7 separate regions of the Mus musculus genome follow, and all the other regions are linked to region 1. Evidence: chromatin loops called from intact Hi-C (ENCODE). Cell type or tissue: left cerebral cortex. All regions are shown on one strand.

The links. A loop is a pair of places that touch in the nucleus more often than their neighbours do. Peaks named below come from ENCODE experiments on the same cell type or tissue, not always from the same donor. Only the 100,000 strongest peaks of a DNase experiment are listed, where the experiment ranks them.
Region 2: a loop joins it to region 1, with 6 times the contacts of the local background. A loop is called at or near these places in 17 of 42 quality-filtered maps.
Region 3: a loop joins it to region 1, with 5 times the contacts of the local background. A loop is called at or near these places in 8 of 42 quality-filtered maps.
Region 4: it touches region 1 in a loop (6-fold over the local background); 11 of 42 quality-filtered maps call a loop at or near these places.
Region 5: a loop joins it to region 1, with 6 times the contacts of the local background. A loop is called at or near these places in 7 of 42 quality-filtered maps.
Region 6: a loop joins it to region 1, with 4 times the contacts of the local background. A loop is called at or near these places in 10 of 42 quality-filtered maps.
Region 7: it touches region 1 in a loop (4-fold over the local background); 8 of 42 quality-filtered maps call a loop at or near these places.

The regions. Positions count from the first base shown.
Region 1 is chr1:164,453,964-164,457,963 of GRCm38, reverse strand. Atp1b1 (ATPase, Na+/K+ transporting, beta 1 polypeptide) reads left to right here. Exons shown (of 6, transcript NM_009721.6): 1 at 1-203. The coding sequence starts at 107. Among named protein-coding and RNA genes, the nearest start is that of Atp1b1, 2.4 kb to the left of the region's middle. In left cerebral cortex, a CTCF peak has its summit at 2,246; DNase peaks (open chromatin) are centred at 2,152, 2,650, 3,041, 3,629 and 5 more places; H3K4me3 peaks cover 4,000 bases; H3K27ac peaks cover 4,000 bases.
Region 2 is chr1:164,903,283-164,907,282 of GRCm38, reverse strand. No RefSeq gene overlaps it. Among named protein-coding and RNA genes, the nearest start is that of Gm32652, 5.6 kb to the right of the region's middle. In left cerebral cortex, a CTCF peak has its summit at 2,039 (motif pointing right); DNase peaks (open chromatin) are centred at 2,066, 3,464 and 3,651.
Region 3 is chr1:164,573,458-164,577,457 of GRCm38, reverse strand. No RefSeq gene overlaps it. Among named protein-coding and RNA genes, the nearest start is that of Gm26685, 72 kb to the right of the region's middle. In left cerebral cortex, no CTCF peak of the experiment used is centred here; DNase peaks (open chromatin) are centred at 56 and 1,681; H3K27ac peaks cover 786 bases.
Region 4 is chr1:164,679,907-164,683,906 of GRCm38, reverse strand. No RefSeq gene overlaps it. Among named protein-coding and RNA genes, the nearest start is that of Dpt, 110 kb to the left of the region's middle. In left cerebral cortex, no CTCF peak of the experiment used is centred here; DNase peaks (open chromatin) are centred at 398, 1,238 and 2,065; H3K27ac peaks cover 2,771 bases.
Region 5 is chr1:165,033,772-165,037,771 of GRCm38, reverse strand. The region is part of intron 5 of Gm51669 (a long non-coding RNA gene); the gene reads left to right. Among named protein-coding and RNA genes, the nearest start is that of Gm51669, 25 kb to the left of the region's middle. In left cerebral cortex, a CTCF peak has its summit at 1,842 (motif pointing right); DNase peaks (open chromatin) are centred at 469, 971, 1,384 and 1,887; H3K27ac peaks cover 1,098 bases.
Region 6 is chr1:165,118,970-165,122,969 of GRCm38, reverse strand. No RefSeq gene overlaps it. Among named protein-coding and RNA genes, the nearest start is that of 4930568G15Rik, 29 kb to the right of the region's middle. In left cerebral cortex, a CTCF peak has its summit at 2,417 (motif pointing right); DNase peaks (open chromatin) are centred at 2,435, 2,943 and 3,418; H3K4me3 peaks cover 357 bases; H3K27ac peaks cover 827 bases.
Region 7 is chr1:165,130,710-165,134,709 of GRCm38, reverse strand. No RefSeq gene overlaps it. Among named protein-coding and RNA genes, the nearest start is that of Tbx19, 28 kb to the left of the region's middle. In left cerebral cortex, CTCF peaks have their summits at 2,019 and 2,861 (motif pointing right); a DNase peak (open chromatin) is centred at 2,049; H3K27ac peaks cover 286 bases.

The DNA of each region.
Region 1 (4,000 bases):
GACAGAGCCGGGCCGCGGGGACACCGAGCAGCCGCCGCGAGGACGCCCAGGGCGCGCGCCGCACTCGCCCTCCCTCGGCCTCGGCCGCCACTGCTGAGCAGACACCATGGCCCGCGGAAAAGCCAAGGAGGAAGGCAGCTGGAAGAAATTCATCTGGAACTCGGAGAAGAAGGAGTTTTTGGGCAGGACCGGTGGTAGTTGGTGTAAGTACGCGCTCCGCGGCTCTGCCGTCGGCGCCTTGGCTTTTCTTAGGAGGCGCGTCTGTACGCGAGCACTGCGGACAGTTCGGCGCCCGCGGGGCTGACCAGGGTGTTAGGGAGTGGGTGGTAGGAGCTGCTAGGAGCGTGCGGCCCTGGGCTTGGCATCCAGTGACAAATGTGGGGGGTCCCCAGGATGCGCCTCGGGTGGGGAGCTGGAGCTAGGGTTTTGGGTATGGTAGGGATCTTCGTTTCCTAAGCCTTTCCTCCTGGGAAATTCGGTCAGGTTCCAGGAGCCTATGTATGTACCCTCCCTTTCCATCTCCCAAGACCTTAGAAAAACGAGATTTGGGGCCGTGAGCAGAACTCACGAGCGTACCTGTTCTAATGCAGACGATGCTGCGATAGATAGCATCATTCTTCCAGTCTAGAAATGTATCTAGAATGGATAGGAACGGGGAGAAGAAATGCATCCACACTGCAGTCCTCACACATTGCAGTCATCACAGCCCAGAAATGGCCCAGTGAGCTCCATTCATGGCTCGTTTTTTAAGCCTTGGCTAGACATGGTGTTTTTAAGCTCTTCATGATACAAACGAAGAAACAGGTTATATTAGAGCATTTCATGCAGCCTGTTGCTTCCTTGGCTGGACTCCCCCTCATACCCCATTGAAAATTACATACCGTGTTTGTTTTTTACCTCCTTACACTGGAAAGGTACTAGGTTTTTTTTTTTAAGGTCATTTTGAAGGGCATAGTTGTAGACAAATCCATGAGTCGTGACTGCGGAAGGGAGGGAGGGAACTCCCCTCTGCTGCATCACTGCCCCCCTCCTTCTCCAGTATCACCATCACCACCAGCTCCTCTACCTTCTCTCTCGCCTCCTTCCCCCTCCCACCCCTATAGCAGCAGCATTGCAGGAACTAAGGGAACCCTGAAAACTAACGATGCGATGCTGCGTTCCTGTGTGGGGAGGGTCTATGGAAATAGACTGGAGAATGAGTCAGGGAAAAGAGCGCTTGGCTGACATTTTGAAAAGGAAGAAGCTGGGATGTATGATTTTTTTTCCTCCTAAAGAAAAAAAAAATGCAGTTAGGGAGCCTCTCAAAAATAAAGGGTTAATAATGCATCATTCTTCAAGGTTATGAAGGTGACGCCTCATTCATTCCACGGTATTACCAGGGAGCATAGGCATCCCTGAGCCATGGGAAAATGGAGTCTTAAATGGATGGCTTTTTATTTCGCCTTATATTCCATTTTATTTGTGGAGACTGTCCTTCCATGGGAGTATGCCCGTAGCATACCCGTGTTTCTGTAACGTGGAAGGAGAGACCTGAAGAGATGTGAGGTTTGTAAAGGATGACCAGCCTGGGCTATTTCCTAGCAACTCTTTGTAACTCAGCTAGGAGGCCTAGGAGGTGCACTGCGGAATTGGCCCCTCCTCCCACGTTGGCTAGGGCTGCTTTCCCTGGTGGTCTGGCCCCTGCAGCAGCATCACAGGACCAAGGGGGTGGCACTGACGCCAGGGACCTTGTGAAATTTGCCCTCTAGTGTTTTTCCACTTCTTAAAACATCTTTCTTTTCCTCATTCCAATCTCACACTCCTTCTTTGAATAATATTTGCTTTAGAGGGTAAGGAAGGCAGTATGGAACAGCTTGTTCTTTAAAGCGACATTTAATGGGACAGCCCTTCTGTATCAGACAGGGAGAGAGAATGAGCCTGTGTGGTCTTGAGGGTCACATCCAGCAAGGTAGTGATACCCACGGACTTAGGAAGCAGCTGCCGCAACTCATCTTCCATTTTGTGGGTGCTGAGCTCGAAACCCAGTTTGTGTTTTGTGCAATCCTATCTGTGCCCCTTTCACAATGTAAGAAATGACAGAGAAGTTCCTATGTCATAGAGAGAGAGATGCCCCCTTTCCAGCTCTGGGCCCAACATGGATGCCCTTGGGACCAGGGCACGATGCCCTTGGCTCCGTTTTGCTTATAGGTAGATTTTTCACCAAGATGGACGGCAGGAGGCTCGAGCCTGTCACCTGCTGGAGAGATCACAACTTACAAAAATCACTTTGTGCTTTCTACCTTTTCATTAAGTTTATCCATGTGTTGGTAGGTTTTTATATTTGCCATTGGTTTTCCAGGTCACTTTTTAAAACCCTATTTTTGGCATCTTAAAGAATATATATATATATATTTATTTCGCCTTATATTCCATTTATATATATATATATATATATAGGCAAAATTCCTCGTGCTCCTTGTTCTTTAATTATAGAAGGAAAAGAAAATTTGTTTTAAAGAATACAAAATGCCTTCAAAGCCGATAACCCAGCCTCCAACATCATGTCACCCAGCTGGTTGGTGGCACTAACCTAGTCTTTGTATGTGTTTCTCCGTGCCACTGGTAGCCTTGGTCTTGGGGAGAACATTGCCCGAGCTCACTAGATATGCGTGCTGCGCTCTGTCTAACCAAATGACTTTACTGCAGTGACAGGTTTACCAAGTCCTGTGCGGCAGCAACACAATCCCTCACCCAGCTTTGGTATTCTGTGCTCAGAGTGGAAAGGGTGTATATGTTCTTGAGCTTAATCATTGCGCTTGTAAAATGACTAATTTTTCCATCAATTTGTCTTTTAAACAGTAGCCTCAGTCCTGTGCCTTCTTAGGAGTCCAGGATATGAGCAGAAGGGTTGTAGTTGTTGAGGCAAATGTGGCTGAGAGCACCCAGGGTGGCACTGGAAGGGCAACAGGACAGGACAGCAGCCGAGAAGCCAGGCTCTCCAGGGGCTCTCTCGCTCACCGACTGGGTTATACCAACTCTGTACCTCTTCGCCGGAAAAAATTTTCCAGATCCCTTGACGTCACAGGCTTGCCATTAGCCTACCGCTGCCTGGATACCAAACGCAGCACTTAACCCTTGCCCTGCCAGGAGGAAGGGACAGAATGGGGGCTGTGGTTCTAGAAGATGCAGCCTCCTCTCTTCTCATCTTTGCTTTCATCTTTATGTAGGGGAGACAAGGGATGAGGTTCAGCGTTTTGTGTGGGATTTTATGTGTGTTCTGGTTCGTTTCAATAGCTCCAGAACACTGCTGTCTTGAAGTATGGATTCCTGAGGGGAAAGTTGGTGTTTTTCCATGTATGGAGAAGGCTGTGTGGCTCATTTCCACAGCTTGTGTGCCCACTCCACTCCTGGCCCCCTACCAGCATGTACACATACGCCTTTTCAATAGTCCCTTCACCCTGTAGCGTTTTTTCAGAAACCCTTTAGGAGGAACCTGTGCGCCCCCCCCCCCCCCCCCCCCCCGCAATCATGTTTCTGATAACCTTACAGATCTATTGCTTCCACTTTTCCCTTCTAGATGTGTTGTTTGACTGGCTCAGGACAGCCAGGCAATGCCTAGTGCCTAGTACAGCCTGTTACTAGGCTGCTAATCAGGGAGCTAATCCTTGTATACCAGTAACTGATAGCCTTATTCCAGTCTACCGGCTTCACGGTGGTTCAGGGTGTTTTTTGCTTGCTTGCTTGCTTGCTTGCTTTTTTATTTTTAAAGTTTATTTGTAGCTATTTCAGCCTGCCTTCTGTTAACTTCTTCTTGTTTCTTCTTCTGTGAAGAAAAGAAAAATGTAGCTTACACAAGCAGTCCTTACTCTGCTGGTCAGATGATAAGGTAAAAATGGCGGCCATTTGTACCATAGGGTTTCCTTTGTATGTTTGATTGGTTCCAGTTGCCGCCCTGTGTCCTTGAAGAAAAAGATAGTGCTTTGTAGACAGTGACTTGTTAAAGAGAGCTCCACCTGTATTT
Region 2 (4,000 bases), 450 kb before region 1:
TTCCCTGAGTTGGGGCTTTGTCATTCTTAGACCTGGAACAATATTTACTTGCTCTTCGCTTGCTGGGGAAAGTATTTTATGGAGACGGTACAATCTCCATGATGAGGAAACAGAGTTGGTTGGGTGGGTTTCTTTTCAGGAGGCTTTGGATTTGTGAATGCATCCCGGTATTGAATTTTATACTTATGTGACTTCCTGTAAGCCATTTTAGAACATTACATTTTTGCTTTCTGTATACTAGCACTTTTAAGCTCATTGTAGATAATTAGAAAATTACAAAAGAATGTACTAAAGAAAATGAGATTGTCTGGAAACTCATTACTTAGTGAGAAAATGTATTGCTGAAGATGTTGTGTTGGATATATATATATATATCCCAAGATATTGATATACTTACACAAGATAGCTAAGATTAGGATGCATATGTATTTTTCTTTCTTGTATCTAATGTCATATTTTAACTTTGTAATATTCAATTCTGGCACCTTACATTTGTTTATTTGTGGTTTTATTTATACACACATATATGTTACAGACAGACATACACTCACATATATCATTGATTTGATCTATGTGACAGTCCTGTGAAATAGGTGCATTTATCAATCCATTTTACATATGAAGAAGAAACTGGGATAAGGAAGATTTCATGGGGCCTTGTTTAATATTTCATTACACATAAACACACACGGCATTTGAATCACGGTGGCTCAGGTGCATAAACATTAGCCAGTGTTGTCTGCCTCTGGTTACAAAATCAGACTCCATGCATTTATGTTTTAAGTCATGAATTCACACAGAGATGGGGCGTTTATGCAATAGCTGTATTGGCCTCCCATACTATTCTCTGAAGTAGACATAATAATAAACTGCTCCCTAAGTTCTTAACGGTATGGTCATAGAGCCTCTCAGAAACTCTTTATTCAGTACATGTTGACTATACGGAGAACTTGTCAACCCACAGGGAATAAATACAGAGACTATGGAGTATTCATCTCCAAATTTAATAGCTACGTCACAAGGGTGTGTGTGTATAAAGATGATAAGAACCAGAGGTAATGGACACCTGTAGCAAAACAGTAGTTGTAGGACATGATAGTGCCATTGAGAGCAAGAACTCATATCAATTGTGGCTGCATGCAGAAGACCTGCCAAGACCAAGATGGCTGAACTCCTGGCATGCATTGGCAGGAATTCTTGAGGTCTCTCACCCTACCTAGCCTTACTGAGGAGCTATTGGCTAAGTGGCTGCTGGGGGAAGTCGGGGGAGAGACAGTTTTCTTTAGGGATGCAGCCCCAGAGGGGCAACACATGTTCCATCCACACGCGTGCACATCCGTGTATCACTGAGGACTTAGTGGGCTTAAGAAAAGAGCGTGCGGAGCTGAGACAGAACAGAACTGAGGGACTGAGGAGGAACTGGAAAGAAGGGGAGGCAGTGTGGATTTGACCAGAAAACACGTATGAGATTCTCAAACAATAAACAATGACGGGAGCAATGGTCAGGAAGAGCTTAAATTAAGATACACAAATACTGCAGAAACTTCCTCTCTAGCTGAGCACAGCGGACTGCTGGACCTGCGAGCTTCTGGTCAAAGCCCACGGCAGTCCTGCACTGACACGCATACACGTGAGTAGATTCTCCTGTGAGAGCAACAGCAGCCTGCGGTCCTTCTGCCTCGTGAACCTCACAACGTACCACCTTTTGATTACACTCAAAGGGACACTTGTGCCCTGGAAATGTGAGAAATGATGGCACAGGAGAATGCTGAGGAGACTAGGGAAGGAAATTGACGCACAGATTATGAGGCCAATCGTGATTCACAGAGCAGCCCCCCACCCCGCACCCCCATCGTGCACCTAGGTTAGAGCATCTGTTACAAAACATTTAGTTGGCTTGCCCCATCTGCATATGCCTTAGCAGCACATCCCTTTTGACTTATATACCAGGAAGTCCAAGCCAGTTTTGGAGTGACCTGTTGAGGTTTCTGGCCCTGTAAGCATGCCCGCTGTCTGCAGAACCACTTGGGGGCAGCACCTGCTCACTGCCACTGCAACTGTGGCCCACCACTGTGGCTTGTCTCCCTACAGGGCCTCTTCATCTTCTCTTAGCTGCAGATCTCAGGGTTGCCAATGCATATCTCCATCCAGCAGTGTTAAACCAAACTGAGCTTCATTCTCCAGATGAAGACTTCTCTACACTGCCTTTCTTCCATCCCCGAGCACTGGGCAACACTACCTTATTATAGGGACTAAATCCTTTGGACTCTAGGTAATTCTCTCTCTGTTGTAGGAAGACTGCACTATGGTCTGGGTTGGAGGCAGGTGCCTTGCTGCCTGCCATCTTCTTCTTCTTTTTTTTTTAAAGATTTATTTATTTTTATTGTATATAAGTACACTGAGCTGTCTTCAGACACTCCAGAAGAGGGAGTCGATCATTACAGATGGTTGTGAGCCACCATGTGGTTGCTGGGATTTGAACTTCGGACCTTCGGAAGAGCAGTCGGGTGCTCTTACCCACTGAGCCATCTCACCAGCCCCCAGCCTGCCATCTTCTCTTTTCAATACTGTTCCCATCCTCTTATTTCTTTCTTCATGAAAGCCAACTCCTGGGGAAGGAGGATGCCAGCTAGCTGCCAGTCCCACACTTCTGACAGATGTGTGTATTGAGTGAATCCTTAAATGCAGAAACTATCTCCCTACCTAGTCCTTCAATGAAAGTTTTGAGTATCACTCTTTGCCCCACACGATTTCATTAGAGCAGATCTCTGAAAAAATACTGTATAACAAAGAGGAATCATTTTAAAATTGTGATGTGTATTCTTAGCAAGTTGATCCCAAAGGATGCAGTGATCCATCCTTCAGCAATCAATGACAATTCTTGAACTTGTTCCTTGGATAGGTATATTCTGCACTGCCTAAACCTTACTCATCTATATAGACACCACTCTGTGTGTGTGTTCCTCATTCTGCCTTGCTAACCATACTAGTATGAATAATGTCTGTTCTTACATATGTGTGGGCATATGTTTGAGAATCAGAACCACCTGACCTTCCAAAAATATGAAAAAGACAATATGTCTGAATAATTGCTTAGTTGATTGTGTTATCATAACTTCAAGTGTTGAATGACTGAACGTGTTTTCCCCCTAGATACTGAAGAGGTCTATCATTGAGGGATAGGTTTATGTGTAAGTCCAGAGTACTAGTGACTCAAACTGAGAGTTGAGTTTTCTGTTTTTTTCCCTAGCAGTATAAATTAGGGGTCATTCAGACCAAGGCTGCTGAGAAATCCTTGGAACCCAGGGTTTTCATTTTCTATCCCCAAGGGCATTTTTCAGAAGTCGCACATGCAATCTCCAAGTGTAGTCTTCTTGCTAGACTCAGCTTCACAGAAGGCTGAGGAAGGCGGTCTTCATTCCAAGTGATCATTTTTTTTCAACTAAAAATGAGAAAAGTTAAATAAAGAACAGATAGAAAGGAAAAAAATAGAAGTATCTATTCTAGAATCATGGGAGTGCAAGATGTGGTATCTGTTCTCAGATGACTCTTGGTTTCCTTTTTTCCTGGAATGCCCATTATGTAGTAAACACAGTGGTGTGGATGCGGGCTATTTTCCCCTTTCCTTTAATTATATAGCCTGCTTTCTCTTTGACATAGATTACAGTTTCAAGATGCTTAAAATTCATCTTGGACTTCAAATGGCTGTAAGTTCCCACACATTACTTTCTTTTCCAGCCGCGTGCCTCTGTGTGGGGATCAATTGATCTGAGAGTCAACACTGAGGTAGCGGGTGAGTTGTGAGCCTGGGAGTTTGCTTCACCACTTTTCTGTGATGAAAGAAGAATAAAAAACTCACCCAAATCTCAGGAAGCAAAGAAAGAAACCTAGAGATGGGGGATGGAGGGCACAAGGTGTACATACATGATAACTGTGTCAGATAATCTAACTCTCATCCTCCAAAGCACAGAAGCGAATGTGGGCAGCCCCGGGTACGGGC
Region 3 (4,000 bases), 120 kb before region 1:
AAGCCTGTTTCCTAGGCAGCTGAAGCCACCCACCATCCCTTGAACAAACGGAGGCCGATTCGGTTCTCAAATGTGCTGTTTGCCTAGGCTTTCAAAATAATCCAGAGTGTTCAACTGGGTTCTCTTGCCTTCTGAAAGCAGCCTGCTAGAGAAAGGATTCGTGACACTCTCTATCTGGCCGTGGACAGACATTGATTGCACGTCTCACCCCTCTTACAATACATGTCCCACTTGTGTGGTGTCTTTAACCTAAGCTTCAGCATCAGTCGTTAGAGAGACAGTGTCTTTCAATCCTTTAAGTCCTCGAAAATGAACAGAGTAAAACCTCCATTGCTGTATCTGAAACCCAGCACTAGCTATTTAAGTCTGGCTGGACTTCAGGGAAATGCAAATTAAAACCGCTTTGAGATTCTGTCTCACCCCAGTCCAAGTGGCTATTATCAAGAAAATAAAGGACATCAAGTGTCTGGGGAAAGGGTGAACCTTATTCACTGCTGGGACAAGGGGCAACTGGCGTAGCCATTATGGAAATCACCATGGCGGTTCTCAAAAACGTTTAAAATGGAGCTCTTGTCCGACCCTGCTGTCCCACTCCTCAAGGGTCACATAAAAGACCTCATAGCCTTCCACAGAGATCCCACAACATTGTTTACTGCTTCTCTATTCACACAGCAAGGAAATGGAACCAGCCTAGATGCTCATGAACAGATGAACGGATAATGAAAGATCGGGGCGTAGACAGAATGGGATTTTATTCAGCTATAAAACAAAACAAAACAAAACAAAAAAACATAAAATTACGAAATTTCAAGGGAAATGAAGGAATCTGGAAATTACATTAGTAAAGAAAAATATCGTATGTCCTCTCATAGGCAGACACAGTTATGCATGTATGTATAAGCCATGAAACTATAAAAGGAAACATGAGAGATAGGAAAAGAAGAAGAAGAAGAAGAAGAAGGGCGAATGATAAGACTCCTGTGATATAGAAACAGAACAGAGGATATTGGGACGGGTGGGAACTCAACTGGCAAGGGCTTGAGTAAGGACGAGGGATGACACAAACAAATGTCAGATTTCACACACACACACACACACACACACACACACACTATGGCTTTAGTTAGAAAATGGTAAATCTATGTGATAAAATACTGGGTAGGCTGTATTGAATATGTTATATGAAAATAATGATATACAGAAAAGTTTAGGGCATAGCATTATTGCCATTATTACAATGATGGGAATGGAATTCGGGTCTTTGAGCATGCCTGACAAATGCTCTCCTCCTGAGCCACGCCCCCAGAAGCCAGTATTATATGAAAGTAGAAAAAAGAATTAAATTATCCCAGGAAAAGTAAAAGCGTGGGCCTAGAAAGAAAAGAGCCTAAGTGTTAATTATTTAAAAATAATAATAAAGGCAACATAATCCACAAATCAAATGAGAATTATGCAGTGTGAAGCCATGGGAACAGCATGTAGCTCAGTGCCAGTGCACCTGCCTGGCAAGCTTAAGGTGTTAGGTTCAATCCATAGTTTTAAAGGAAGTGCCACAGGGTCTGCCACAGGGTCTTCTGTGATCTCAAACCCTTTTGCCTCATCTCTTCTCTCCACCTAAAGCACCCAGGGCCTTGTCCTCACAAGCCAACATTTTGTCCTGTACTGTCCTAGGTCCCTGGCAGCTCTTTGAATGCATGTCCTGTTTCGCTAGACTCTTTTGTTTTCCTCTTATACACAAACACCCACCTTTGATGACTAAGCACAGATCTACACACAGCAGGTATATGATTGAGTGGCTAGCCAGCAGAGCCAGAGTCAGTGTGAGGCTGGAGAGAATGCTAGTGGTATAGAAAAAGTGGACTTAAATTGCCCAGGATGATAATTGGATGCAGAAGGGTGTTTTCATGAGCCTCTGCATTGTCTAGGAGGAAAGGGGGCTATCTGTTCTGAAAAATGGTTTATTTGAAAAAAGCCTCTCTCTCTCTCTCTCTCTCTCTCTCTCTCTCTCCCACTTGCACACGCGCGCACACACACAAACACACAAAGAGACAGACAGCCACACACAGAGAGAGAGAGAGATTTGGATCTCTTAGCAAGTGACTTAGAATTTGGTCATGCTCAACAGACTTGAGCTGAACAAAAGCAAACACCCACTCTCCACCGAATGGTACCACCACTTCCAACACAAACTCTGAGGTTAAAGGACACACGGAACAGGGCCATCCTAAGTTCGGAGCAGCCTTTAGCAGAAAGGAAGTCAGCAGAAGCCACTGTGGGCAGAGAACCAGAGAGAGTCCATTAAAAATCACCCCAACACCCAACACCTCCTATCACAGTTTCTCAGAGAACCTGGCATAGTCACCCATCCATGAGTCCACAGCAAACCCAGTCCATTCCTGCTAGGACTAGATTGTCTTACAGGGTGGAGATTCTGCAAAAGGCTTAAGGTAAGCCTGGGCAAACCAACTCCCAGTCCAGCAGCCAGATGTATTTTTTGTTTTCACTTGTTTTGGCTTGACTTTGAATGGGTAGTGTTTTATAAACACTTGATTTTAAGTGGCTTCTCTTCTATGATGCAGGTGTGCTACCCAGCGCCACCCCCCCCCACCGCCACCCCGCTTCCCAGTCCTTCCTCCTCACTCATCTTGTAACTTATGTTTATCGTCCTGACTTCCACTAGGAATGCAACCATGGGAACAGAGACCCTAGTACTGGGAAGACTATAGTAAAAATATTAATTTTTAGCAAACATCCAGCTAGTGCTGCTGCTCTCCTGGGGTCTATCCTGCAAGTTTTATGCAGATAACATTGAGCATTCTGAGCAGGCTGAGGCCTATGCTGCAAAGATTCTGTCCTGACTCCCTTTGACCATTTCTGCTTGGCTGTATGCATCCAAATTGGGTATTTAGAACTCTTTTTCAAATGACTGACTTAAGGATAGGAGCCTTATAATTTCCTAATCTCCCAAACCACTTCTCATTGATGATATTGGTTACAAGGTTGCTTAGATATAAAGTGCTATCTCTCTCTCTCTCTCTCTCTCTCACACACACACACACACACACACAGGGGTGGGGGGCCTTGAGTGTTTCTTCTCCACCTTCCTTCCTTCATCTATTAGAACAATCAAATACCTTATGTTCTTCATAATTGCTTATTCATTTTTCTTCCTTCCAAAAGCATCATGCATCTTTTTTCTTACACTTACAGACCATTTTGTCCGCCTGCGTCTAAGAAAAATTAAAGGAAATCTACTTTGCTTTTCATTTTTATTCTTTTAGTATATAATCATCTTGAAATTTGGTTATAATGATCATAACACTTATTCTGTTTCCATTATTGAACTAATTACAGAAAACAATGCCCCTATATTTGTTTCATCGATCATTTAATTCTTTAGTGATCCCTTCAACTTGCTCCTAATCTACTTAGTTAAAACCTGGTATTAAAGAAATCTTGTGGCTGAAATCTGTGGTGGTCAATTTAGGTCCTTCCCCTTATCACAAATACCAGTGGTGATATTGAAACCCTAGCTTGTAACCTCCACAAGGCAGGGGACATTTCTATGCTTTGACAGTTAATGGAAGAGCCCCACCCAGAGGAGGCAAAACCAGGTAAACAACAAGATGCGGAGCGAAACAGGAAATGAATGAGCTGCAGAGAGCGAATGCAGACAACCAAAGAAATCGCAAAGATAATTAGCTAAAGATGCTTAGCTGAGAAAAAAGTTAAAAATCGCTGAACTTTGAAAGACAAACTCTATGCTTTAATGTTGTAGCTGTACAGCATTTTCTCAGTTCTATGCCTCTCTCATATAGCACATTTTCTCCAGGGTCTCCAAGCTCATGAATACTTATGAGTGACAATCATGGAGAAGCCCTACAGGGGTGAATACTTAGTCAGCTTTATATCAATCTCTGAATTACCTATCCCATAGGATTGTGTTACTTACATAATCCAGGAAATCCAGGTAAGATAGACCTAGGAAATTCGAGTGTGT
Region 4 (4,000 bases), 230 kb before region 1:
TCCCAGAGGAAGGTCAATGACAGAATCCAGACTCCAAAGACCAGGGAGAGCATGTATCTTGGGGACTGCTTCTTCCCATGGGGCAATATGTTTGATAGAAACCTACCGCCTCTGCACCCTTCTTTTCTATCTGCCCACAACTTTCTCTTCCCTCAGAATCACATATACTAAGTATGAGTGGTCCACCTCTCCAAAAGCATCCTTGTCAACAGTAAGGGCATATCGAGCAAGGGTAGGTAGCATTTGCAGGAGGATCATCAAAGATAAAAACCTCTTCCCATTGTTCCTGCTTTTGAGTTGTCTGGTTTTTTTAAGGAATCCTTCCAGTGAAAGAACTGTTTAGGGGCTGGGGTGACAGTAATGTGCTTATCTACCAACCAAGACTAAGTACCTGAGTTTCCTTCCCTAGAACTCACATGAAAGAAAGAGGGGGAAGCCTGACAGGGTGGCTTACGCTTCTAATCCCAGTGCTAGTGGGGAGGCAGAGACAGGCAGATGCCTGTTAGTACTTGCCAACAAGCCAGCCTGACCTGTTTGGTGAACTCAAGGCCAATGAGAGTCTTTGCCTCACAAAACAAATTCGAATTAACTGAGGAACTACCATGAAGGTTGTCCTCCAGCTTCCACATGCATATGCACAGACAGACAGACAGATAGACAGACAGATAGACAGACAGACAGACAGACAGACAGGCACACACACACACACACACACACACACACACACACACGTACTTGTACACATGTTTAATAAGAGAGAGGTCAAACAATCCATTTTTTCTCTTGCTCCAGTGTCTGATAAGCTTTGGCCAATGTTGTTCCTTCACTTGGAGATAAGTGTCTGCCCTCTTCAGTCTACTTAGCTCCTCGTTGATGCCCATTGGCAGGGTCCCCGGCTTGTTGCAGTTTCTCTTCTTAGGTCTGTTCTTTCTTGGAAACACCCCTTCTAAGAGAACTGGCACCACAGATTTCCTACATGGGCATTTATTAGTCTCACTTGCAGGCTCCTGGGATCTAGAGCTTTGCAATAAATCTCTATTCTATTCCCCATGTGCCCAGCACGGTGCCCAAACCACATTTGTTGACAAAATCTGTTCTACTCCCAAGGGGGGAAAGAGGAAGGCTGAGTGATAGGAAATATTGGATCCTGTGGTCAGTGTACAGGTCAGGGTACTAGTTATAGTTTTGTATGACTTCCTCCATACAAGAGTGCCAAGCCCAGTACAAAACCCTCAAGCCCACACGAATGTCATTCTGTTCCCAGTGCTTTGGTCTAAAGTTAGGCAGCATGCTAGAAATGACGTAATAGTCATATCCTATTCAAATACACTGAGGACTTTCAACAATGACTCTATATTCCAGGAAAAACATTAATAGGATTTGGAACCAGAAGAGCGGGTCTCAGTTTCTCGCCCACACTGTCTTTCCTAGACAAGAGGTAATAGACAACGGACCCGTGCTTAGATACCTAACTTCTTCACTTGTACAAACAGGGTATTCAGATCACATTAGCTGGCAGAATTAGTGTGTTTTGGAAAATACATTCTGTTGTACAAACCGTAGACAACACCATGAGTTAATTCTTTCTACTAAATAAATCCCCAAATGCCTTCCCTTTAATCTCCTAAACCTATTTTCATTCCCATTTCCCTAGGTTAAGGCAAGGTCTCTAAATTCTCTTAACTCCAATTAAATTAAGGGAGCCAATTTTCACAACCGATTTCATCTTAGGTTTTGTTCCTGCTGCTATGCATGATTTCTTTGCAACTCAACGTTTACTATTCCCATCATAGTATATGTAATGTATGATATAATGGCATTTTAGATTTGCATAGCAAATTTGCATAGCAGCTATAGTATATAAACCCCTCTCTCCTTACCAGAAGCAGCAAGTCCCACCTGTCCCATCAGTCACTACCTGAAATGTGAAACTCCAGGCAGGCTGCTGCTGAAACTGAAAAGAATTGGACATTGAAGTAATATACTATGAAGACAACGTGTGGTATCCAACAGCTCCTCCTACTTCCTCCCCATGTTCTTGGCAACAGCCAAGAAACATGTTCCCAGGCAGCAAGATGAAGCTGCCTCCAAAAGGTTACCCTAGAACAGTGTCTGCCTCTCAGGATCGGGCATGTCACGTCCGCATTCTACAGTGATGTGAGTTTTGGCACAGCACAGAAGAGGCTTCTGAGAGGAAGGAAATGGTGCCCTGGTGTTCAGCAGCCTCTGGGGTGCTACTTGGCACGCTCTTCAGAAGTCAATCTCTCCTAGAAGATTCTTTAACTCCCTCAGGTCACAGTGAACTTGTGCATAATGCTTTGATCCTTATTATCTTTTTAGAAAAGGGAGGCCACCATGCTTAACACACTGGCATTTTCTTGTGCCTATAGAATATGCATGATTGTGTTCAATGAGCAGGCACAACGAATATACTTAAAGCCATCTATACAAATAGCCTGCAACAGCTCAAATCTGTTTCCAAGAGTCTAATTCACACCTAGATCTTTAGGAGAATTTGAATTTCATATTGTTCGAGTATCTAGCCCATTCCAATCTCATCCTACCTCAGGAATATTAATAACTCAGGTACTTGTTTGCTAGATCTATGTATGATAACAATTGTATCTTCACTTACTTTCTAGATTATTTATAAGCATTTACTGTGGGTGACCATCATCCAGAAAGTCTTCTACTGGGAATGACATTGTCATCAGTGTTCAACTCTAGATGGTAATTGATGGAAAGTGGGAAGGAAATGGGTCCAACAGATGTTAAGAAGTCCATTAGTCTGTGCATTTGTGGTAAGCCTTTGTGTTCCAGAGTCAGCCTAGACGCTGTACCTCAGCCTTGCCATTTTCTGGCTTTATGATTTTGAGAAACATAAAATCTCTGAACATTAATGTATTCATCTGTACAATGAGAGTGACACAGGTGCTCCCCTCATTACTAAGAGACCTAAGATTCAGTCAATGCTTGACTGATCCAAAGAAGAACTTAGAAAATACCACAGAGGGTATTCAATGGACAGGGGTGGGGGGTGTAACCTTTGTCGTGTCACTTACCCATTAAACATGTGCTTGCAAAGTGTCAGGCATTGAATTCAATAAGAAGACATTAAAATATAAATAATCTCCAGTTTCAGGCCTCTGGATATCTTAGTATTTAGAGTGGTCAGTGAGGAGGTGAGGACCTAAAGAGGCCAGTGCAACACAGCAATGGTCCAGCAGATAATGTGGGCACAGCACCATCTGTGGCCACAGAGGAGTTTCCTTGACAAGTTGAAGTCTAAGATACTTAGGAAGAGGGATGTCAGAACTGGATGACAAGGAGGGTATAGTAGAGGTATGTTGGGAAATGTGACAGACAGGCATGTATCACAAACATGGAGAATTTAAAGTATTTGTACAACTGCAGTTATGATATCAGTGGCAGGAAAGAAGAAAGGCTGCATGTTCTATCATGATAGCATATTCTAAGGTCGTTGAATTTTCAAAAAGCTGCTAATACTCCAAATTTCTCTTAGTCATAAGACCATATTGTAAGTCTCTATGGTAACCACTGAAAGAATATTTAAAAGTGAATAATGAAGGAAAGTTACAAATAATAAAGATGTTTATTAACAAAAAAACAAGGAATAATAAAAATAAGCAAATAAGCATTTAAAATAGAAAAATGCATGTATTAAGATGAGAAATTGTACCCGTTACACTAAATGTGCATAGATTAATACGTGAATTAAAAAATAAAATGTATCACAAGGGATGGAAGAAGCATACACTACACTCTTTATAAAATGCATGTTTTAAATATAAAAACCTAGAGAGACTAAAAGTGAATGGATGAAAAATAATGTGACTTGGAATACTGAGTGAGTAAAATCACTTAGATGAGAATGACTTTAAGAAAAGTAGTGCTCACATCTAAATCATTTAAAATGCGTGATAAGCAGCTTTAAGACATAGATACAGACATGGAGACATAGAGATGTGTCCAAAAAGAT
Region 5 (4,000 bases), 580 kb before region 1:
CTCTGTTTCATGCTGAAGAATGTCAATGTCTGCCCGTGCCTTGTCATGAAGTCATTTCACCGTTGTTTGATTCTGGCAAAACAGGACGATATTGTAGACTGACGCTGTGAGAGCTGAGAGTCCCCCTTAAAAGCACCTGCAAGCTTCATTGCTTCATACACGTTGCTATCCTAGTTGGCATCAGCATTCTGCTCAATGACTATCTTTGCTTATTTAGGGTGTTAGTGGGCAATGAAGCCATGTAGTTGATGAGAAAACAGACTCACCCCTTCTGAGTGTGTCCAGATGGCTTACCTGCTAGACCCCCTGCTCACTGCCTAGCTAACAGATGTCCTTGATGTCTAGCAAAGAAAGTTCTGGTGCTCCAGTGTACAGGGTGGCCTGGGCATGAGAGTGAACATTCTCCTAAATCCCCCTCCCTGCCAAGTGTGCGTGACAACTACACCCACAGAGAGACTAGTTGCCTTTGCTTGCTCGTCATCAGAAGATAAGATGAACCCTGAAGGGAGGTACACGTTCTGTGGCAGAAGTGCCTTCTCCCGTGGCCTCTTTCTGCCCTGGGGCTTGGGGTGAGCTGTCACCTTCACATTGCCAACCTAGGACCCGCACAGGAAGTCTCAGCCACTTGCTGGCTCTGTGCAGGTTGGAAAAGTACACATGACAAGCATCCTTTGGCAGGCAGAGCTTGCAAAGAGCCTGGGAGGGTGGGTTGGAGCTGGTACCCTTCTAGGACAGTAACTCTGCCTTCCTTTTTCAAAGAGGAAATTGGCCCAATGTCCATGGACAAAGCTGCATGGATAAGACCTGTGAGCAGAACACAGAGCCCATGTTCTGCCTCATGACCATTTCCTACCGAAATGAAATAATGAGATTCTCCCTTGCCTCCCAGGCTTTGAAAGGAAACCTGCCCCCACTGGCACTCAGTCCCTGGCTCCTTCTCCAAATCATTACTCCTGCGTTTTAGCTGAGCACCTGTCGATTTCCTTGAGGGCTTTTTTCCTTTCTGTTCTCTTCTGTTGCCATCAACAGCTTGCTTTATGAAATCACTTCCCTAACTAATTAAATCACCATTCCCAGTAAATGTAGGCTCTGTTACAACACTGAGGGCCAAGTGAGGAAGGAGCACAGATCTGTGGTAGAGGTGAGGCTTCTAGAAAGAGTGGCTGTTGTGTTCAGCAGATAGCTTCCTTATGACATGTGAAATTTAATCCTCAATGACATGAGGATTTTCCATAAGTAAATCCTTTTTATTATTCCCACCTTACAGACATTGAGTGTGAGTTACAGTGGTCCCATGAGGCTCTGCGGGCTGTGACGCCTCTTCTGGTAGAAATCGAGGCATTGTGTGTATGTGTTTCCTGTCCAAACCTAATCAGTTGCACCTCTGCTCTCGAGGTCCTTTATCAGCGGTGGGGTAACAGCAAGGACAAGTAGAGACCACAACTGGATCTGCTTTCTTTTGTTTCAAAAAAATGACCACCCAGAAACACCAGGGACCCGAACTGGCTGCAAAACCATTTACTCTACATCTCATCTGTTTATTAGACGTGATTGGAAATAAAGTCCTTATCTGGGGGTGGGTGGGAGTGGGGGTGGAGAGGTGTCATAGGGTATGCCTGTTAGCCAAGCCAGCATGAAATGGATCGTGAGTTTGAAGGTGAACCAGCAGTTCACTGGGCCTTTTCTCAAAATAAAGTAGAAAGAAAGAAAAAAGCAAACAAGTGAGAGGTTACAACTTTCAACTAGTAAGCGTTGAATCTATCTATCTATCTATCTATCTATCTATCTATCTATCTATCTATCTATCTATCTGCTTCAGGCAGAGAGGGTTCAGAGACAGCAGGTGGCACTCTTTCTCCTGGAACAGATGGCTGCCTGCAGCTTGCCTTCAGACTGAGCAGGGGATGGACACAACCACTCTAAGGACTTGGCAGGCTTTAGGTACTCAAGAAGAACAGGACAAAAATTCTCTGCTCATAACTGTTGGCCAGATGTAAGCATCCTAGGGCCTGAACACACTCAGAGGCCCTACCTGGGCTTGGGCTACTGATGAGCTTGGATAGGCGTGGTCCCTTCCTATGACCTTCTCACAGTGACTGTGTTTCTAAAAGGTAATTAGTCCTCAGCTAAAGACACCTTCTGTACCTTTCTAGGCTTTAGACTGTGATGCAGGAGAGCCACGTGGCCTCTCAGTATGGTAAGTTTACTGCCACAGGGAACTGGGAGCTGGCCCAGAGGTAAAGCGCTTGCTGAATAAAGATGAGAATGGGAGGAATTTGGATTCTTAGCATCCATGTAAACACTGGGTGTGTGTGTGTGGAGACCTACCTACCTCAGTGATGCTTGGGAGGCAGAGAAAGAGGATTCCTGGAGTAAAAATTCTAACTAAACTAGTTGAATTGTTGAGTTCTGGGTTCAAGTGAGAAACTTTGTCTCAGTGTATAAGGTAGAGAGTAATCAAGGAGGATACTTAGCACCAATGTCTGGCTTAAACACACACAGACACAGACACAGACACAGACACAGACACAGACACAGACACAGACACAGACACAGACACAGACACAGACACAGACACAGACACAGACACAGACACAGACACACAGACACACACAGGCACAGACACACACAGACACACAGACACACAGACACACAGACACACACACACACCTGGACATACATAAAACACACACATACACACATAGATGTACATATCACACACACAGAACAAAAACATGATATACTTATCATAGGCCATATAGAAAGGTGAGAGACTTGGGATTTGATGTGCCATGTTGAGTGAGATATGTCCCCTGATGGGAGATGCAAGGATGGTAAGATCCTGGAAGACCCTTCTTGCCCAGAAGAATGGGGCTTCATTTGAGAGATGTTGGATATGGGAAACACCTTATATTAGGTTCACTTTCAGGACAAATTAAAAGATGCCCTTTGCTCCATGAATGTCACCAAACAATTCCATGTGAGGGGAAGTGTCCACTGAAGTAGAAGTGATGGAGCTGGTAAGGTCACTTGGCTTCAGGCAGATCACTTATCAGTGCTCCACAGTTGATTGTGATTAATTACTGGTGTGTGTGTGTGTGTGTGTGTGTGTGTGTGTGTATGGGGTAGAGTGTGCACACACAAGGGATTATTAAGAGTGAATTGTTTGGAAGAGAAAATATATAAGGCAGGGAGAAGAATCATGGGAATTCTGCACTTCTAGTCCCATGGTCAGTGTTGATGCTCACAGTGACCCAGCCCACTGAGGAAACCATGGGAGCCGAAGCTGATGCACATTGTGCAGTAATATGTGTGTGTGTGCGCTCATGTGTGTGCTCTTTATGTAGCTGGTGAGCCAGCCCTGAATGTCTCCTACTGAAGTTCACATCTTCTAGCTTTGAGGACAAGTTCAGTCAGCTAAGTTCTAGTGGAGAGACAGAGTGACCTTGTCTTTTGCTCCTGGAAGCACTGAAAAAAGTTTAATAGAGTGGAAAGGCATCATGGCTCATGGGTGGTAGTGATGAAGGAACTGGTGGTGGTGATGGTGGTGGTGGTAGTGGTGGTGATGGTGATGGTGGTGGTGGTAGTGGTGGTGATGGTGGTGGTGGTAGTGGTGGTGATGGTGGTGGTGGTAGTGATGGTGATGGTGGTGGTGGTGGTGATGGTGGTGATGGTGGTGGTGGTAGTGGTGGTGATGGTGGTGATGGTGGTGGTGGTGGCGATGGTGATGGTGGTGGTGCTGATGATGGTGGTGTGTGTGAGTGTGTGTGTGTGTGTGTGTGTGTGTGTGTGTGTGTGTGTGTGTATAACTTTGCACCTTTACCTAAAAGATCTGGTCATTACTGTTATCAGCGATCATTAGCTGTCAAGAGTACCTGCTGTGTAGGGCCAGATGTTGAGGAGGACATGGAAGTCAACATGGTTACCTATCAAGTTCATTGTGTACTAAGAACAACTGTCAGAGTCTGTTTTCCTTTCAGCTCAAATATGCAAATGCAGG
Region 6 (4,000 bases), 670 kb before region 1:
ACATTATATACACGTACATACACACACACCAATAAATAAAAAGGCTAAAAAAAGCCCCCCCCCACTTCTAAGTTGGCTTTTTCCACTTTAATCAGTCAAATGTGTTTTTTTCTGTCTTGTGTCTGTGCCCTGCCTGTCGAGGCCAGCTGCCAAGACTGTGGCAGCAGAGCGCTCTAGACTTCTGATAGTCAGTACAGCCGCTCTCACGAAGCCTTCCTTAGCTAAATAAAATTAGGTAAGTTTGTTTTATCTTGAGTTTTTCTTCTAATTGCTTCAGAGTTATTCCTATCCAGGGCTGGGGACATAGCTCAGTTGGTAGGGTGCTTGCCTAGCGCACCCTGGCTTCTCTCTCCAGCCATTACAGAAACCCTTCAGTAGGGGCACATGTTTGTGGAGGGAGGAGGATCAGAAGTTCAAGGTTACCTTTGGCTACCTAGTGAGTTCAAAGTTAGCTTGGGTTACCCTGTCTCAAGCAAAGCCAAAGCAATTATTGCACGATAACCTTCTACATGGTGAGCACATGTCTTCAGTTTCCCACGAGTCTTCATTCTTCTTTGCTGGGTGTCGTAGTTAGCTCTGCCATTTCGACAACCTATAATCAACTGGGAAGAGTATGTCAACGGGAGGTTATTTACCATGGCTTGGCCAGTGGTGTATCTGTGAGGGACCTGTCTTATGTAACTTAATTGATGTGGAACTCTCAGCTCACTGTGGGCGGCACCATGTCTTAGGCAGGAGCCCTAAACTGTTTCCGAGTGGAGCTCTTGGGGCTGGGAAGATTGCCCAGTGGTTAACAACAAAGGAGTGGAGTTTAGATCCCAGCATCCATACCAGGTTGGCTCACACCTGCCTGCAACTCCAGCTACCCGGGGTACAGTGGCCTCCGGGAGCCTTTGTTCTCCAGGGAACATACTCTCCTGCCAAATACACATACCCAAGCCAACCTTGACCGAAGAGTGGCTAAATCATGCTGCGCCTAGCGAGGGATCATGCACACATTTCTTTTTCTCAGTTGTTGGTTGTGACTGTGATGTGACTGGGAGTTTGAACAGAAAGAAACCCTTTCCCAGCTGAACTGCTCTCTGTCAGTCTGCTTTTGTCACAGCACCAGAAATGAAGCCAGGGCATTCAGCGTCCTCAGAGTCTCTCCTGTGACACAATTTCCAGGGTTCCAGTCAACGTGGGTCCTCCCTTTTCTCTGTGCTGGTCCAGGGCTGAGTGTTGCTTGCAGACATGTTTCTTCTGTGGTTGTACTCAGTAGAACATCTACCACCATCTACAAATCTGTGAAGTCAGTTCCTTCCTCCCATTTTTAGGAGGGTTCTGGGAATTGAACTCAGATCATCAGACTTGCATTTACCCACTGAGCCATCCCACCATCCACATCTATCTCCTCCAGACACTAAGCTTTGATATTTTTGGGTGCCATTTAAGTGGACACCTCACATCCCCTCTCTGTGTGTGGTCAACCTAAACAAGACTTTCTCCAGGACTTGACTCTTAGATTCCCTGGGATAAATCTGTGGAAAAAATTTTTGAATGAAATTCTACCACATGGTACTTTATTAAACTGTAACAGCATATACCACAGCGAATATGAGAAGCCCAACTCAGTATCTTCTTACACATTAACAGAAGCACAGGCCACAGGGAAGTTCCAAGAGCAGTCCGGGCCAAAAATTACTTTCTCAAAAAAGGGAATCGGTTTATTCATTAACTCCCGGTTCGTGGTAAACCAAATTGATCCAACGTCCTGCCCCCTATCCTTCTGAGGAATGGAAGTTCATAGCTTGGTTATTAAAAGTCTGGGGGAGGTCTTGTGCGAATGTCCCTAAGCTGGGGCTCTGTGTCACAGAGGACAGCCAGTAATCCTCGGACTAATTTTCAGCGAAATCATCATCATCGTCATCGTCATCGTCATCACCATCACCAATTTCTTATTCGTGTTTGCTTTTAGGTGGTTGAGGGGGTTCTCTCCAGGCCCTCGACGGGGAAAAGTCGGGCACGGAGTCTTCGCGGTGTGCATGTCAGGGCTCGAGTGGAGACCTCTTTCTCTCCCTCTACAGCTTAGGTTTTGGAGCCGTTTGCTTTCCGCGGGAGACTGTAGGGCCTGAGAAAAAGCACACTATCTGTTCCGTGCCTCTTCCTCCCCGACGTAGTGGTCAGGGAGGGCGCCCTGTGAGGAAGCGGGTACTAGGTTTACGTGATCTAGGTAGGATCCTCTAAGATCTGCTGAACCTGGCCTGCCCTGGTGATGGGTAGCTGGGAAGGCATTAGACCCAGCTGTAAATGTGTAATTCTCACCCTTGAACCAGAGCCAACCATGTTCCTCAGAACTCTGCACAAAATCATCTATGCCCACCGCATTGCCCGCTAAGCTACCGCAGTTGCAGCCTCTAAACCGATACACACTCGCCGCCACGAGGGGGCAGCAAAAGCCCGGCTCGCCAACATCCCGCATTGCGTAAAGGCCTCCTGCTGCAGAACTTAAAAAAAAAAAAAAAAAAAAAAAAAAAAAAAAAGATAGAAAGAAAAGTGATGCAGCATAATTTTCCTTTTTAGAGAAATCACCATCCATATAAGGCTCGCAGCTTTAAGGTTGTGGAGTTAACTGGTACAGCCTGGATGAGAACTGTGTTCTGGTTTAGGTTAGGTTAAAAACAAAACAAACAAACAAACAAACAAAAAAAAAACCAAAAAACCAATAAACAGATCCCCAAAGCAAACCACCACTTCTGTATGAAGCATCTTTGGGGAGACTGTTAATTCAGTAATGGACCAGGTGCTTTACTGCTGACAATTCAGTATAGGAAAGACATGCCAGAAGCCCAGGGTGTGGCTTTCAGAGCCCCTCTCTGCCTTCTTGGCAGGGAAGAACATGAAGACTCGGCTTTGGAATTTGGAATTTGGGAGTTCTTGCCGAGACTAAGTGAATCCCAGGCAGGTGTCAGGACGAGGGGGTGGAGCAGTATTCTAATCCAGGATGAGAGGTTCTGGGGCCCCTCTGCTCCTTGGGGAGGTGGTGGGTTGAACGGATGCAAACGCCATACATAATAGCCCTGTTGCACGGCTGCCTCCCAGAGGGAGAAGAAAGGATTGGGACACAGGAAGTACAAGTCTGCTAAGGCTCTGGAAATCTGGGGTCGGCGTCCAGAGACAAAGCGGCACAGACCACCAAGTCCTTAGAAGTTGGGAGCTCCACCCTATTCATTCCCATCCCATATCATCCTTACCTCCCCCCCTCGCCCCGCCCCCACCATCCCTGCTTCCTCCCTGTATAAGCTGCTATTCCAGCAAGATTAAAAAACAAACACAAACCAAAACCCTGGTGTCAAAGTCTTTTAAGAAGCCAGGCCATGCCGGTTAAAGCTGTCACCTCACAGAAGTGTTCTTGCTGAAGACCAGTGCTTCAGCTTGCTTGATGGCTGGCTTAGTCACAGGATTCAGAGGCTCCAAGGAACCAACACAAAAGGCCTTTTGCCATGGACAGGAAGCAGGGCAGCTGCTGGCAGATGCTTCTTCTCTCTCCCATTCTCCCTCTCCTAAGGGCAGGAAAGTGCTGGAGCCCCGTTTTTCCCTCTGTATGGCTCTGTGTGGACAGCTTTCGGGGTGTCCTTGTGAAGTGGGGTGACAGTATCTGTGTTCTGAGTCCTCCCGTCTCCCTTACCTTCTCCGCATCCAGGCTGTTGGGATGAGAGAATTTAGCTTCTCGTTCTGGGTCAGCACAGCCCCCAGCCCATGCAAATCTATCTCAGACTCCTCTCTCTGGTGCAGACATCGCAGGAAGCGCCCGCTGCTTCTTCCATGATGCTTAGGGTGAGGGTGGGGTGGCGTGAGAGACTTCAAGAAGTCAAGAAAGACACACTGCCCGGGAGCAGCAGGAAGGCTTTCTGGTTAGGAAGGCTGCGAGTTTCTTGGATGGCTTACATTGTTGCAATTTAATCCAATTAGGCGCTGGGTGTACACTTGTCAAGAAAGACAAAGCCTTGGCAAGATAAGT
Region 7 (4,000 bases), 680 kb before region 1:
GCAGAGGGGTAAGATGTAGCTGCTAGAGTTTCCCGGTATCATGGCGGATCCACAAGGATTCACCATTGGAGGAGTAGGATTTAAATAAGGCTTACAAGATTAGGTTTTAGTTGTTGAGCCCAGAGATTGAGGTACCATTGTTTCAGGGGGTGGGGGGAGGAAGAACGACTCTCTGAAATGTCTTGACGTTGGACTACTGAGTTGAATTGCTAATGTTTATCGAGCACTTACTCTGTGACACTACTGTGTTAAGTACTTTGCATGCATTATCAAACTAAATACGTTTGAAAGGTACTTAGCATTTTAAATGGCTCTATTAATTTCTAATTTGCAAAGCAGAAACGTTACGAATTTAAAGCGTTTAAGTTAGTGATATTTAATTTTTAAATTATGTTTATTTATATGTATGTATGTATGTATGTATGTATGTATGTGGTGGTGGGGATCAGTAGACTTGCCACCAAGCACCTTCACTTACCCAGCCCTCTTGCTGGCTTCAGTTTATAGGTTTTTAAAGCATATTTACAGAGTTGAACAAGCACCATTTAATTATAAGCCATCTTCATCAGCCTATAAAGATAACTTACTTGTATTGGTTGTCATCCCTGCTCCCTTCCGGTTTCTCTACAACTCCCAGCCCCAGGCAGCTATGAGTGTACTTCCTCTATAGACTTCCCCATCCTGGATGCTTCATGGACACGAATTCATGTGACTTTGGTGACTTTCCTGGGTAGCTTCTTTTACTCAGTGTATAACCTTAGAGGTTCATTGATGCTGGACACACCAACATGCATGTTCATTGATATAGGACACACCAGCATCCCCTGATGCAGGACACACCAGCATCCCAGTTCATTGATGCAGGGCACTGCAGCATGCCTGTTCCTTTCTGTGCAGACGATATTCGGTCCTATAAACTTGCACTGTGTTCATACTATCGTTTACTTGGTTAGTGAGCATCTGGTCTGATGCCGCTTTTTGAATATTGGTGTGTAAGTTCTTTTGTGGCCTAGAAGCTGCCAGCTCACTCTCCATTGTACAGATGAGGAGGGAGATTCAGAAAGCTGGGCTTCCTGAAGCCATACAGCTACTAGGAAGCTAGACTCAGGTCTCTGATGACAGTTACACATCCCTGCACACAACTCGGTGTCATTGCTGTATTGGGAGGGGACCCAAGCAGGGGCGGTCACATGACTCTGGAGGTACTTCCCTTAGCTTCTCACCATGTCAACTCGGGTCTCTAGGGATACTCTAATAAAGCAAAGGGCCGGCTCCTGGGAATACACTTGTTAGAGGAAGCAGAGAGATGGCCGTCTGAGCAGAGCCTCAGGGGTTGCAGATATAAGGGACCTGGTGGCAGATGGCTGGTTCCAGGAAGGACTTACATGGCAGGAAAAAACTGTCTCCTAGAATCCCTTTGGGGCAGGTTCTGGTAAAAAACTGAATTTCCTGGAACCGTAGACTATGGGATTTGAATTCTTTATAATTTAGATTATTAATGGAAATGTGATCTCAGAGCCTGCTTAGTGAAGCTTGCAAATATTAATTATAAGTAGAAAAGAGGTGATTGATCTTGGGATAGATTATAAAAATGTACTCTTGTCACTTAGCAAAAACTGTATTGCCGGCAAAACATTCAGAGCGCTTTAAGAACTTTAAAGGGTTTAAGTGGGAGAAAAGCTTTGCATTTGTCCTGATGAGACTTTGGATGGGGAGGCCAGTGCCACGTGAGGTCACTGTTTGGTGAGCCAGCCTCCAGGGTGGTGGTGAACAAGATAATACTTGTCTTTCTAGAGGTGGTGGAGCACACCTTTAGTCCCAGCACACAGGAGGCAGAGGCAGGAGGATTTCTGTGAGTTCGAGGCCAGCCTGGTTTACAGAGCGAGTTCTAGGAGTCAGGGCTACACAGAGAAACCCTGTCTGGAAAACCAAAAGAAAACAAACCAGAAAAGTAGAGGAGAGGAAAAGGAGTAGAAAGCTACCAGAAGCCATGTTCTTACTGCTGCAGTTCCAGAAGCCGTCTGTAGGTGGGGCTATTGCTCAACACACTTGTTTTTGGAAGGAGACAGACTCAGCCACTGCAGCTGTTGTATTGCAGTCAACCCTGTATGTTTATCTCAGTTTTATTGGAAGCACCCCCAAACCCTTGTTTGCACCCTGAGCCCTAGGAACATTTACCTGTGTCCTTAAGAATGTCTTTTTGTCAAGCTGTAAAACCCCAGGCTTACAGCATGACCCACAAAGGATGAGATGTCGCATAACGGATCAAAATTTAGATTTGCTGAGTCATGCAAGTTACAGCACTGGAGCTTATCCAGTAAGGCCTGGCCTTCCAAAAGGGTGCTGGGCTTTATGCTGAACGTTGACACACACGGGCGCGCATACACACACACACACACACACACACACACACACACACACTATACACGAGTGCACCCATGCACATGCGTGCGTGATTAAGAGGCCCCTCAGCTGTGACATAAACCCACTGCGGATATAGCATTTACCTGGTACGCTCTGCAACACCCTTATGGGATTTTGAAGGCAGGAGAACTAATGAGAATATGGGCTATGAGCTGCCTAGGCTGACAAGGAAGTCCTTTGCTTCTGGCCCAGAAAGTAGGCAAGCTTGTGTGTGTGTGTGTGTGTGTGTGTGTGTGTGTGTGTGTTTCTGTGTGTTTGTGTATGTCCAACATCAATGAAGCTATGAAAGGAGAACTCATTATTTTGGAAGGATGACAAAAATCTTTGGTCATTTCCAGTTCTCTCCTCCTCTCTTCCTCCTCTTTAATTTTTTAAAAAATCAATTCAATGGTGCATATATGTGAAGTTGTCATGTGTGGGTTGTAGATGTAGGGAGATGCCCATGGATGCCAGAAGAGGGCATCATATTCTCTGGAGCTGGAGTTACAGGTGGTTGTGAGATACTGGATACAGATGCTGGCAGCCAAACTCTGGTCCTCTATGTGAGGACCTTCTAAGTACTAAGCCATGTCTCCAGCTCCTTCAACGGATACTTTAAAATAGCATACATGTTTATAGACCTCAATATAACTATCATTTTGTAAAAAAATAAAAAATAAAAAATGAGTGTCAATTTTCAAAATAAGAATGGCTTAAGTCAGCCTAGGTCCAAATACATTGAGCATAAAACATTGTTCCTTGCTAAGGACTCTAGCTGCCCTCACCTAATAAGCTAATATTTAATCATAGTAAAAAAAAAATCTCAGCAGCCCAACTTGTCCCATGTCCTGTGCAGTGTTTTAACACTCTTAAACAGATTTAAACTAAACAGGTCATAAAGAGCCAAAATACACCCACATACATATAAGTGGCAGATGACGTGAAAGGTTGTCCCCTCCTGAGCTCACCACATTCATGTGACTGATCACCGTGGATGGCACCTGACCTTGCAAGGTTGCTCTTACTACTTGGAGTCTCCTTTGCTAATTGTTAGGAGTGGGACAGGGTGTTTGTTCCTCACAATTTTAATTATTTTAGAATTCTTCTTTAGGAAGCTTTCCGTTCTGTGGATAAACCTTAGCATATTTATCTTTACCCATCTGGAAAGAGTTGAGCTCCACTTGTTTTCTGTTACAAATGGCTGCTGGAAGCGAATATCCTTGCGCTGTCTGCTGCGAATGCCTGTGAGTGTCCACAGGCTGGAGACTTCAGGGTAGAAGCCGGCCTTCAGTGTGTGCCCCTTAACCCCTATACCTGTTGTTACAATGTTTCCTAAATTGATTGCACCTGGTCACAACCCCAGTAGTAACTAATTTTGGGTCCATGACGTAACATGGCTCTTAATTTTTTCCAATTTTGAATTATGTAAGGTTTTATTCAGTTGTTTTAATTTTCACATTACCTGAGAGTGAGTATTTTGTTTTAGTTTTATTATGATCAGAGCTCTCTCTTTTCTGAAAAGTTTCTCATTTTTCTAGGCCCCCAAATTTTTTCTTCATACACTCTGGATGACACTCCTTTGTTGGCTTTAGGGCCT